2 separate regions of the Homo sapiens genome follow, and region 2 is linked to region 1. A link is a loop called in an ENCODE intact Hi-C map of the cell type or tissue named here. Cell type or tissue: gastrocnemius medialis. All regions are shown on one strand. Region 1 has its middle 18 kb from the start of LINC01942. Region 2 has its middle 7.9 kb from the start of LINC01484.

Region 1 (5,000 bases):
GCCCACCCTTCCTGGGAGGGCAGCGTCTGCTGTGGTGGTCAGGGCCCTGGGCTCTGAGACAGGGCTGCCTGCCTTTGAGTCTGAGTCCTCCACAGCTCTGTGACTTCAGGCAAGCAATATTACCTCTTTGAGCCTAAGGTACTCATCTGTAATGGGGTTATAAGAGCATTTGTCCCATTGGGCTAATGCAAGAAGTGAATAAGATAATGATTATAAAATACTTAGCCAGGACCTGGCATAGAAAAGCACTCAAACATAATGAACGTTTGGCTCCAACCTCCCTGTGCTCTAGGGATGCTGTCTTGGCCACCACACCTGGTCTTTTCTCCTGGTTATTCCTGTGCACAGAGCCACGTGCTCATGCACTCCCTGGTAGCACTCAGCAAGATGACCACCTTACATTTATTTGTGTGTTTGTCTAGTGCCTTTGTCTGTTTAGTGTCGCTATAACAAAATATCGGAGGCTGGATAATTTATAAAGAAAACAAGTTTACTTGGCTAATGATTCTGGTGGCTGGGAAGTCCAAGAGCATGGCACTGGTATATACTCCACTTCCAGTGAGGGCCTCATGCTGGGTCACAAGGTGGTGGAGAAGCAGAAAGGTAAGAAGGCATGTGCAAAAAGACATGCATGAGAGTCTGCGCTCACTTAAAAAAAACCCTCTTTTTTGGGAACTAATTCATTCCCACAAGAGTCAGAATTCCCTCCTGAGAGACGGCATTAATCTATTCATGACAGTGGTGTCCCATGACCCAGATACCTCCCACTAGGGCCCCTCTCCCAACACTGCCATATTGGGGATCAGATTTCAACATGAGTTTCAGAAGGGACACACTCAAACCATAGCATGTGGTTAAAGTCATCCTCTCCAGGAGCTCCAAAAGGGCTGAGCTGGGTTCCTGCTTTGCTCACCATTTTCTCCTGGCCTCTGGCCTCAGCTGGCACATAGTGGGTGTACAACAAGCATTTCTCAAATTGAATCAACCAACGCAGGTAAAACAGTAGTTTCTTCCTTCCCTTCTCCTTCCCTCCTTCTTTCCTCTTTTTCTGACCCCACCCCCAGCCCACTCTCAGGGCTGATCCTCATGCTGGGCCTGTGCTGGGCTCACCACCCTCTCTTGGTGCAACGAAGCTGAAAGCCAGAACCTACAAGAGAAGTGAAATGGCCAAGACAGGTCTGAGGCCCCCCCTGAGACTGTGTGCTATGGTTACTGTCTGCCAAATCACTGGTGCTTCTTTATTTAACTGATGGCTGCTGTCACTTTTCACACCTCTGCGCACACTTGAGAAATTACCCTTTTCTTTCTTTTTTTTTAATCCCAAAGCTCATTATTATTTTTTATTACTTTTAAGATCTCATTCTTTGTTTTAAGCCTCCTAAATGAACCTGCCAATTTATATTCCGCTATAATGGCAGAATTTTCTAATTTGTTTGTCATTGTTGAACTTTAGCCTGCTAGATTTTATCAGAAGGTAGCAGTTTGTCTGGAGAAACTTTGAAATTGTCAAAGAATTTGTTCCTTCTTGTGAGTCCTGCCAAATAAAACAAATGCAGGAAAACCTGGCTGCCTCTTAGAGAGCCCTAAACATCCCACTGCTATCTGAAAGATTGATATTCATCCTCTGAAATAAAGTCGTTTCTTTCCCATTATCTTCAGGAGCTTCAGCTAAGGATGCTAATATGGAAAACAAGGAGAGGTAAGCGGTTTGATTTTCCCCCCTTTCTCTCTTCAGGAAATTGCTTTCTTATGCAAGAGAAATGCAAGTTCACCCACAGTGGATCAGTCATATGATAAGAAATCTGTTTGCAAGACAGGGAAGCTCATTTCCCTGTTGAGAAGCTGCATTTGTTTGAGGGAGACAAGGAGAGAGAAAGCATTTTTGCTGGGCACAGGGAAGGGATTAAGGCATCATGACAAGCACATTGCTTAGAAATGAGCCCAATTAAAAAAACATGAACCCATCTGACCCTCATGTGAAAACCCAGGGCTGTCACCGTCCACTCCTTGATTTGAGAGACCAGCACAATTATTCTGGAGATCATTAAGATTCTGGGGGAATGAGTTTTCTGGTTTTGCTTGTGATTTCCATTTTTCTCATTACTGACAGAAGCTGCATTTATGGATCTTTCTGTTTAAAACAGGAGCTTCTCGGGCTGGTTTTATTTTGAATCGGCCTCCCCAAAAGGCATAATGTCAAAAGCTTAAATGGGCTCATCTGGGCTGAATGTGTGAGAACCCCGGCCCCTCCCACCCCCACCAACTTTTTTTTAAAATTTTTTTTTTTCTTGCCTTTGGAGATGGGATTCACGGGCGTGGGCAGGCAATTAGATTTTAAAGCGGGAGAACTCCGTTGCACTTGCCAGGAACTGCTGAAGCAAGCAGGAGAGCCCGTGGGCTTTGAATCCTGGCACGGAGGCAGGCGCTCCCGGCCCAGCTCTCGTAGGATGGGTGAGAGGAGTGTGTTTGTCTTTGTTCTGAAAAGGGAAATTTAATTTCATTCCCTGAGCACTATCTGCATGGCGATTCCATAGCTAGGCGATACTGGCTTTCAAAAGCCTGGGCCATTGCCTAGTTTGGGAAATGTCAAGAGTTGGCATGGTCCAGCAGAGGGTCAGCTTCCAGTGGCAGGCCAGTGCCCAGGCTTCATGCTCAGCCTTCATCTGTGGCCCCGTTCCCAGGAGGGCTGCTATCTCTCTAAAGATCGAAGGACTTTGTGTCCCCAAGCCAGCCTTCTCACATGCTGCCGGCTGAGTCACGAGGTTGGGGGCTGACGTCTGATTTCAAAGCCACTGAGAAAGAAATGCCAACACTCGTTCAAGAAGCTGGCTGGTGCTGTGCCTAGAACTCTGGACTGGAAGCCGCCTGGAGATGGATCCGGACTTGGAGGAGCCCGTTTATGGGACCCCAGACCATGCTGCTGCTCTCACGGAGCTTATCTTCTCACAGCGGCGGGTGGTAGGGGAAGTACATGATGAAATGAACAGAAAGATATTGGGTAATGATAAGGGATGTGATGAAAATGAGACTGAGTGATGTGAGAGATCAGAGGGCTTCTCGGAGGAGGTGACATTTGAGGTGAGACCTGATGAGAAAGAGCCAGCCATGCAGAAATCTGAGGGAAGAGCATCCCACACAGAGAGAACAGCAACTACAACCCCACTGAGCAGAAAGCCAGCTTGGCATGTCTTTGGAACAGTGAGGAAGCCAAAGTGGTTCCAGCGTGATGAGCGAGGGGGAGAAGATGCCATGAGATGAAGTCAGAGTGATAGGCACTATCGTAGGAAGGAGTTTGACTGAGATGCTAAATATTTTGCAGAATTTTTGGAAGCAGGGGAGAGACAGCTGACCTGATTTGTATTTTAAGAGGATCACTCTGCTTTGTGCATGGAGAATCCATTGAAGGGAGCACAAGACAGGAAGCAGGGTTGATCATCAGAGCTACTGTGGCAAATGGGCAAATGAAGCCATTTTTATCTTCCTGTGACAAGGCAACTTGTCACCAAAGGGACAGGACATCCTTCTTCAAGTCAACATTTCTAGGGTTTTGCTTATTCTGAATATGGTGGAGGCTATGGTGGTTTACTTGAAGGTATGGTTTACTAACCAGATCCCAGAAACTCACCTGTGTGTAAGAGTCTGATTTCTCGAGCATTCGCAGCCCTGCAATAGCAAGTCAGTGAGAATGGCCTTGAGCACAGCGTCTAATCAGAGCAGGCCCCCACTGGAGTACCAAAAAGGCTGTGAGGGGCACCTGTGACAGTTTGTGGTGAACAACTGTGCAGCAAGACAAAGTAATACAATCCACGTCCGATTTTTAAGATGCATTCCAGACCAAAGGTCAGGTGCCTCGCTGTCTATAGAAATCAACATACAGCTAATATGTTACATATTGATGTCCTATGTATTTCGTAGCAGTCCAAAGTGATCAGTAGCTACATAGTATAAAAGGGAGACAAGTTGTGCCCATTTTATTGCACGTGGTGTTGTATACTATACAAACTTCTTAAATTCTTTCTGATTTCTAATCTTTTACAAGCTGAAAAAAATTAAAATATCAACAAGGTTAAATATGAGAAGAAGCAAAAAAATGCAGAAAAATTTATTTGAGAAGATTTGACAGTTCTTTCAATTGTTATGCTGGCAGGGGCAGGAGGATGCAGAGAAAAAGTCTAAAGAAGAATAAAAGAGCGTTGACTGAGGAGCAGGAGAGTTTGCAGAAAAGACTAGATGAGAATGAAGACTAAGTGACTTCGAGGGGCTTGGGGAGGGGCTGCTTGAAGATGTCAATGTGGGAGATGCTTCCTGTTGGTGAGAACCAGCAGAGGTGTGAGACCCTCACTGTGCCCAGTGCCAAGCCCCCACATTGGAAAAACAATAGAAGGAATGCAAAAAGGATCCACAGTCCTGGGAGACCGAGCTAACAGGCCCTGTTTCATCTTGGACCATGTGATGCGGAGGTTCCTGTTTCAGGTGCTGACTTCCTAATGAGGCCCTGCGTGGAGAGGTGGCCCCGGGATGCTATCTATCACACAGTGATAAACAAGGCAGCGACTGTTTCCTGTCCTTTTCTGCGACTGAATCCAGTCTCATCCGTCCTCCTAGGTGACGACCCATAGTCAACATCCTGCTTTTCCCATTCACGGCTGAAGGATAATGATGCCGGTTTTCATTGTGCTTTCGGACCTTGGGACATGAAGGGATAGGCTTTCTTTCCTGCCAGAGATAGGGAAAGGGTGGATGGGAGGGCTTTCCAACAAATGCTTCACCTTCCTCCAGTTGCATAGGAGTGGGGAGAGCCGAGGGAAATGCAGAGAGGCAGCCCTGGGGCTCCTGAAACCAGGCCAAGAGGTGCATTCAATCAAGGACTGACATTTGCCCATTGACCTCTTATCGGAGTTGCTAAGTCACTGGGGCCTTTGTGCTGCAGAATTGGAAAGGAAGGGTTCACCCAGCCCGGCCAATCCTGTGCCAGCTCTCTGCCCAGGAGCTGGCCATTA
Region 2 (5,000 bases), 83 kb after region 1:
GTAGAAGGGGTCAGTGCTTTCTCAGGCCTCCCCGCCACAGCAGAACCATCTAGGAATTCTGCCAGAAATGTCACTGGGGGAAGTCATGCCATGGTGACAGTCACACTTAATGACAGCTCTTATTGACTGCACATTTCCTATATCAGGTACTTTCTATACATCCTCTCATTTTATGTCTGACAAGGAGCCTATGAGGTGGTTGATACTGTCCCTATTTTACAGATGAGAAGACAGAGACCCAGAGATGCTCAGTGGTATTTTCAAGTCCTCATGGCCAGTGCATGGTAGAGCTGAGACTTGAAATCAAGTCTGTCTGGGTTTGAAGTCTGTGTCTCCTGCATCCTGACCCTGACCCCCCGTGTGTCTCGTGGCTTACAGTTTTAGGGTTTTGTTTTTAGGCAAAACACTGTTTTGTCTGAATTACAATTCAGTTCAGGTTTATTTTAAAATTCATAACAACACAGGTGACTTCCAAATTGTAGCAGCAAGGTTGGTGCCTAGAGCGCAAGTTTTACAGCCCAGGTTTTCCTTTGCTCTTCCTTGGGAGGGGAAACATCCTGTGCCATGAGCATTTGCTTTAATTTTTACATACACACACAGACACAGACACAGATACACACACACCCAGGGATAGATTCATTTCTCCAGCTCTCCTTTGAAATGGAGGGAGTAAGATCTGGCACAGTGGCTCACGCCTGTAATTCCAACACTTTGGGAAGCCAAGGCGAGTGGATCACTTGAGCTCAGGAGTTCAAGACCAGCCTGGGCAACATGGTGAAACCCCGTCTCCACAAAAAATACAAAAATTAGCCAAGCATTGTGGCACATACCTGTAGTCCCTGCTACTCGGGAAGCAGAGATGGGAGGATCACTTGAGCCCAGAAGGCAGAGGCTGAAGTGAGCTGTGATTGCGCCCCTGCACTCCAGCCTGGGAGACAGACTGAGACCCTGTCTTAAAAAAAAAAAAATGAAATGGAGGGAGCAAAGAACAGAGATATTGTTGAGGCTTGGGGCTGAAATTAAAGTTCAAACTAAAATCCTGAAGAGATTGACTATGCTGATTTCCTTTGGACGTTAAAAAGCCTGCCAGAAGGATGCTAATTGACAAGGCTTCCCAGGGCTTGGAGGAGTTTCCCAGAATGCACTGTGAGTGAGGCAGACAAGGCTGCACGGGCCCAGTTCTCTTTGTTCTGCATGTGTGTTGCTGCGGCATGGCATGATGGAGACAGATAAATGCGAAAACATTTTGTACACTGGATAGTGTACAACAAGGAGGAGGAGGAGAATGTGGCTCACATGGCCTGGTTTCAGGCTCAGCTTTGCCCCCAGCTAACTGTGTGACCTGGAGGAAGTTGCTTATCTGGGCTGCAGTCTGTCCCTAAGAAATAGTTGGACACTACAAGATCTCATTTTTCCATTTGAGTCTAAAAAAGATTACCTTGGCCAATGTGGCACAAAATTCTGTTTCCTAGAAACATACTCTTAGCAGCAGCAATGATAACAAAATATAAAAGTAGCTAATATTTATGAAGCACGTAGTATGAGCTAAGCACTGAGCAAAATAATTTTTGCATGGCCCATCTCACTTATATCTCCTGATAAAGGCACAAGCTGGATACTTATATTATCCCTACACTAAGGATGAGAAAACTGAAACTCAGAGAGGCTAAAGGATTGCTGAAGTCCCTGAGCTAGAAAGTGGCAGATCTAGGATTTGGAAATTTGGAAAACCAAATTTTCCTGCGTCCATGGTCTCCCCCTTAAGCAAAGGTTCAGGTCACAGTCATAAGCCTGGATGCAGCAGTGGAGATGGTTAGGGCTGATAGGCCCTCACTTCAGGGTCACCAACAAGCCAGAGTCTGATCTCCTCTAACGGAGTGTCCCTGGCTTCGGCAGGCAGTGCGGGAGCGTAACCGGATCTGCTTAGAGAGGCCCCAGCTTGCGCCATTCACTGGGCCAGAAACCTGAGCTGCTCCTGAGAGGGCTGGAAAACAGCCTGGGGCTTGGAGATTGGCTCACACTATCCCAGCTATTCCAACGCAGACTAAATGGCTTCTGGCCCTTGTTAATGGCGCCATCTCAGATCAGTGCCAGGGGAACCACTGGTCATTTGGGGGCACTGGAGGGAGCAGGGTAGAGGCGTGGGGTGATGGTGGGTGATTAGCAGCTCCCCTCTTCCTCCTCGCCCCTTGGTCCCTCTAGTTGACCCACCACCTTCCCCCAGTTGACGCAGCACAAATTTCTGGTGGGAGGGATACTCAGGTTTGGGAGTCCGTTTCATTCCTGCATGTTCACTATTTATAAGCCCAAGTCACAGCCTGCCTGGAAATTCCAGGCCACACTCCTGCAACCCAACCTGATCAAATATTCATGGAAGCCGATGAGCTGTCATCACCATGAATCCCACGATCTGCATTTATTGCTTTGACACTACTTTATAGGAATTACTTCTCCTCCTCTGCCCTGTGCCACATTTTCACCACCCTTCCCCAGTAAATCCAGCTCTGAGTAATTTATAAATCTGTAGCTTATCAAAATTGTGCTCAGGCCTCAACTTGGGAGAAGGAAACTAAATGGAAATTAATTTATATATTGGGCATTGATTACAGTGTAGACTCTTTTAAATGTTTGTTTGCAGAAGTGCATGGTAAGGTAAAAAGAATCTTTCAATCAGAAAGACCAGGTCTTGAGTCCCAAAGCTGCCTTTTGCAATGTGATAATAATAACTTAATTGAATCTGAGTTCATCGTGTCTCAGACAAGGCACTCACATGACAAGTCTATGAGCCAAAATATGTTATTATTATCCCTCCTATTTTTCAGATGAGGAAACTGAGGCACAGAGAGGTTACATAAATTGCAAAAGGCAAATCGCAAGGTCACATAAATTGCAAAAGGTAAATTGCTAAGCCCAATTTCCACATATTGGGAAAATAAGGGATAATAATTCCTGATTTACCAGGTACTTGGGAAGGTTAGATTCTGTAAAGTGGAGGGCTTAGCACATAGAATGCCTCCCATCCCCTCCCCTTCTCTCCCCTTCCCTTCCCTTCCCTTCCCTCCTGCCTTCTTTCTTGCTTTCCAATATTGATCAAGGGCTGCCATTATGTCAGGTCTTGTGCTTGGTCCTGGAGAGATGGCGTGAACCAGGCAAATGCTGCCTTCTCCTTCACTCTCTCTTGTGAACCTGCCATCTTGCAAGGTGCAGGCGATAAACCATGACCTTCCCATTGTTCCGTGTCCTCTGGCACCAGGAGGATCAGTATTTCCCCTCCTATGGCTTCTGCCTTGTCTCTGGTTCTGGGGGTTGGGGGAATGATTGGAAGGCCAAATCCAAGAATCTTTGTCGTCTGTTGCCCCTTTCTTAGCTTTTAATGTGATCAAAACTCTGGTCTGGACTGAAGCCTAGAGAAGTAGACATGTTTGCCCCAAGGCTGTCTGAGGAGTGAGGAGCTAGGGCAGGATTTGAACTAGATATGTCTGACCCAAGCCCCATGATAAGGCCGTGTGTTCTAAACTCAGGCAACTGTTATGGGTGCAAATTCCTTCCCTACTTTGAGCTAAAATCCCCAGCCTGCCATTTGCATCTGATAGTGTTCTATATTCTCAAAATAGAAGTCACTCTGGCAAATATTTGGCATTATATTTCTGTCTTTCCTAATGCTCCTCTGCTCTTCCAACTTTTTTTTATTAGAAAGGATGTTGAGTTCCTTTTTTTTTTTCTCCTGTGGCTCTTGCTGAACCTGCTACCCTTTGTCAAAGTGTCCCTTTAAGCAGTATGCCTGAAGTCGAATGGGCCACTTCCAATGAGGGCTAAAGTGCGGGAATGAGCAGGCTTCCCATCTCCAATAGTGAGTGCTTGCTTCATCAGCTTTTCTGTTGGGCACACCCTACAAAACATGATCTTTGAGTCCTCTGGAACCACCAGTTATGGGCGTGCTTCAAAGGGGAGGGTGCCTAGGCACCAACATGCATTGAGCACCTCATGGGTTCCAAGCTTAGTTCACACACAGTGTTGCTTTGAGTTGTCTCCATATGTCTCTGAAGCAGGTCTTATTAGTCCCATTTTGCAAATGAGTCAACTGAGGTTCAGAGAAGGGCTATAATTAGGATCACAGAACTAAGCAAAATCTCCCAATCTTTTTGCCCATGTGGTCAGGTTTTGAAGCCCAATGGGCAGGACCGATAACAACCACTGTGAAAATAGTGAGTTTGGATTCAGTTTCTCAGACGTGACATTCATAATATGTTGGAGTTCCAAATGTTTCAGGACCCAGAGTTGGGGTATGATCCCCAACTTCATCATTTCTCTGAATTTCATCATCATGGCATTCATAAATGTCACAAATGGGACAGTGTTGTGTTCAGACTCCTGAAGTCTCCATCAGAGACCTGCCCCATCCCAGTCTCTATGGTCGCACTGACCAGCACTTTTCATGTCTTGACCCAAGGACAAGAAAGAATCCAGTGAAAATATCTTCACTCCCGCCCCCTGCCACCAAACTTCTTCAACTTGTCCGAGTGGGTATTACGCAAAACCATTGTGGTGGGCATTGGTGGTTTTCAACCTACGTTTATTTCTTGTTTGGGGTTAACATTTTATTTACTTTGGGGAATAGAATAGATTGGAATATTGCTTTCGATTCTTCATTCCCCTTTAAGAGAATTAGACATCCATGCCCTTCATCACATGACTTTTCAGTATCTCTCCATTGAAGGGGAGAATTTGTCTCTCCAAGGGACTGAAGTCGAGCTTGGCCATGTGACTCTTGTGAACCGGTGGCACATGAGTGTTTGCGAGCTGAGCAGAGGCTCTAAATGTGTTTGTGTGATTTGGTCTTCTGTGCCCCTATTATCCGGTGAGAAAAACATGTGTCCTGGTCTATACAGGATGAGAGGGACACGGTACAGACCCAAACCCAACATTAGTCTAGAGTCAAGCCCAGTCCCTCCCAGCAGGGACACAACTTTTTCTCAGATTCATGAGTAAGAAATAGAAAG

Evidence for each region. A loop is a pair of places that touch in the nucleus more often than their neighbours do. Peaks named below come from ENCODE experiments on the same cell type or tissue, not always from the same donor. Only the 100,000 strongest peaks of a DNase experiment are listed, where the experiment ranks them.
Region 2: it touches region 1 in a loop (7-fold over the local background); 8 of 110 quality-filtered maps call a loop at or near these places.

Annotation. Positions count from the first base shown.
Region 1 is chr5:173,668,570-173,673,569 of GRCh38, forward strand. No RefSeq gene overlaps it. Among named protein-coding and RNA genes, the nearest start is that of LINC01942, 18 kb to the right of the region's middle. RefSeq lists an enhancer at 1,434-2,030. In gastrocnemius medialis, no CTCF peak of the experiment used is centred here; DNase peaks (open chromatin) are centred at 2,712 and 4,522; H3K4me3 peaks cover 1,063 bases; H3K27ac peaks cover 3,672 bases.
Region 2 is chr5:173,751,611-173,756,610 of GRCh38, forward strand. No RefSeq gene overlaps it. Among named protein-coding and RNA genes, the nearest start is that of LINC01484, 7.9 kb to the left of the region's middle. In gastrocnemius medialis, no CTCF peak of the experiment used is centred here; DNase peaks (open chromatin) are centred at 1,951 and 3,919; H3K4me3 peaks cover 300 bases; H3K27ac peaks cover 4,545 bases.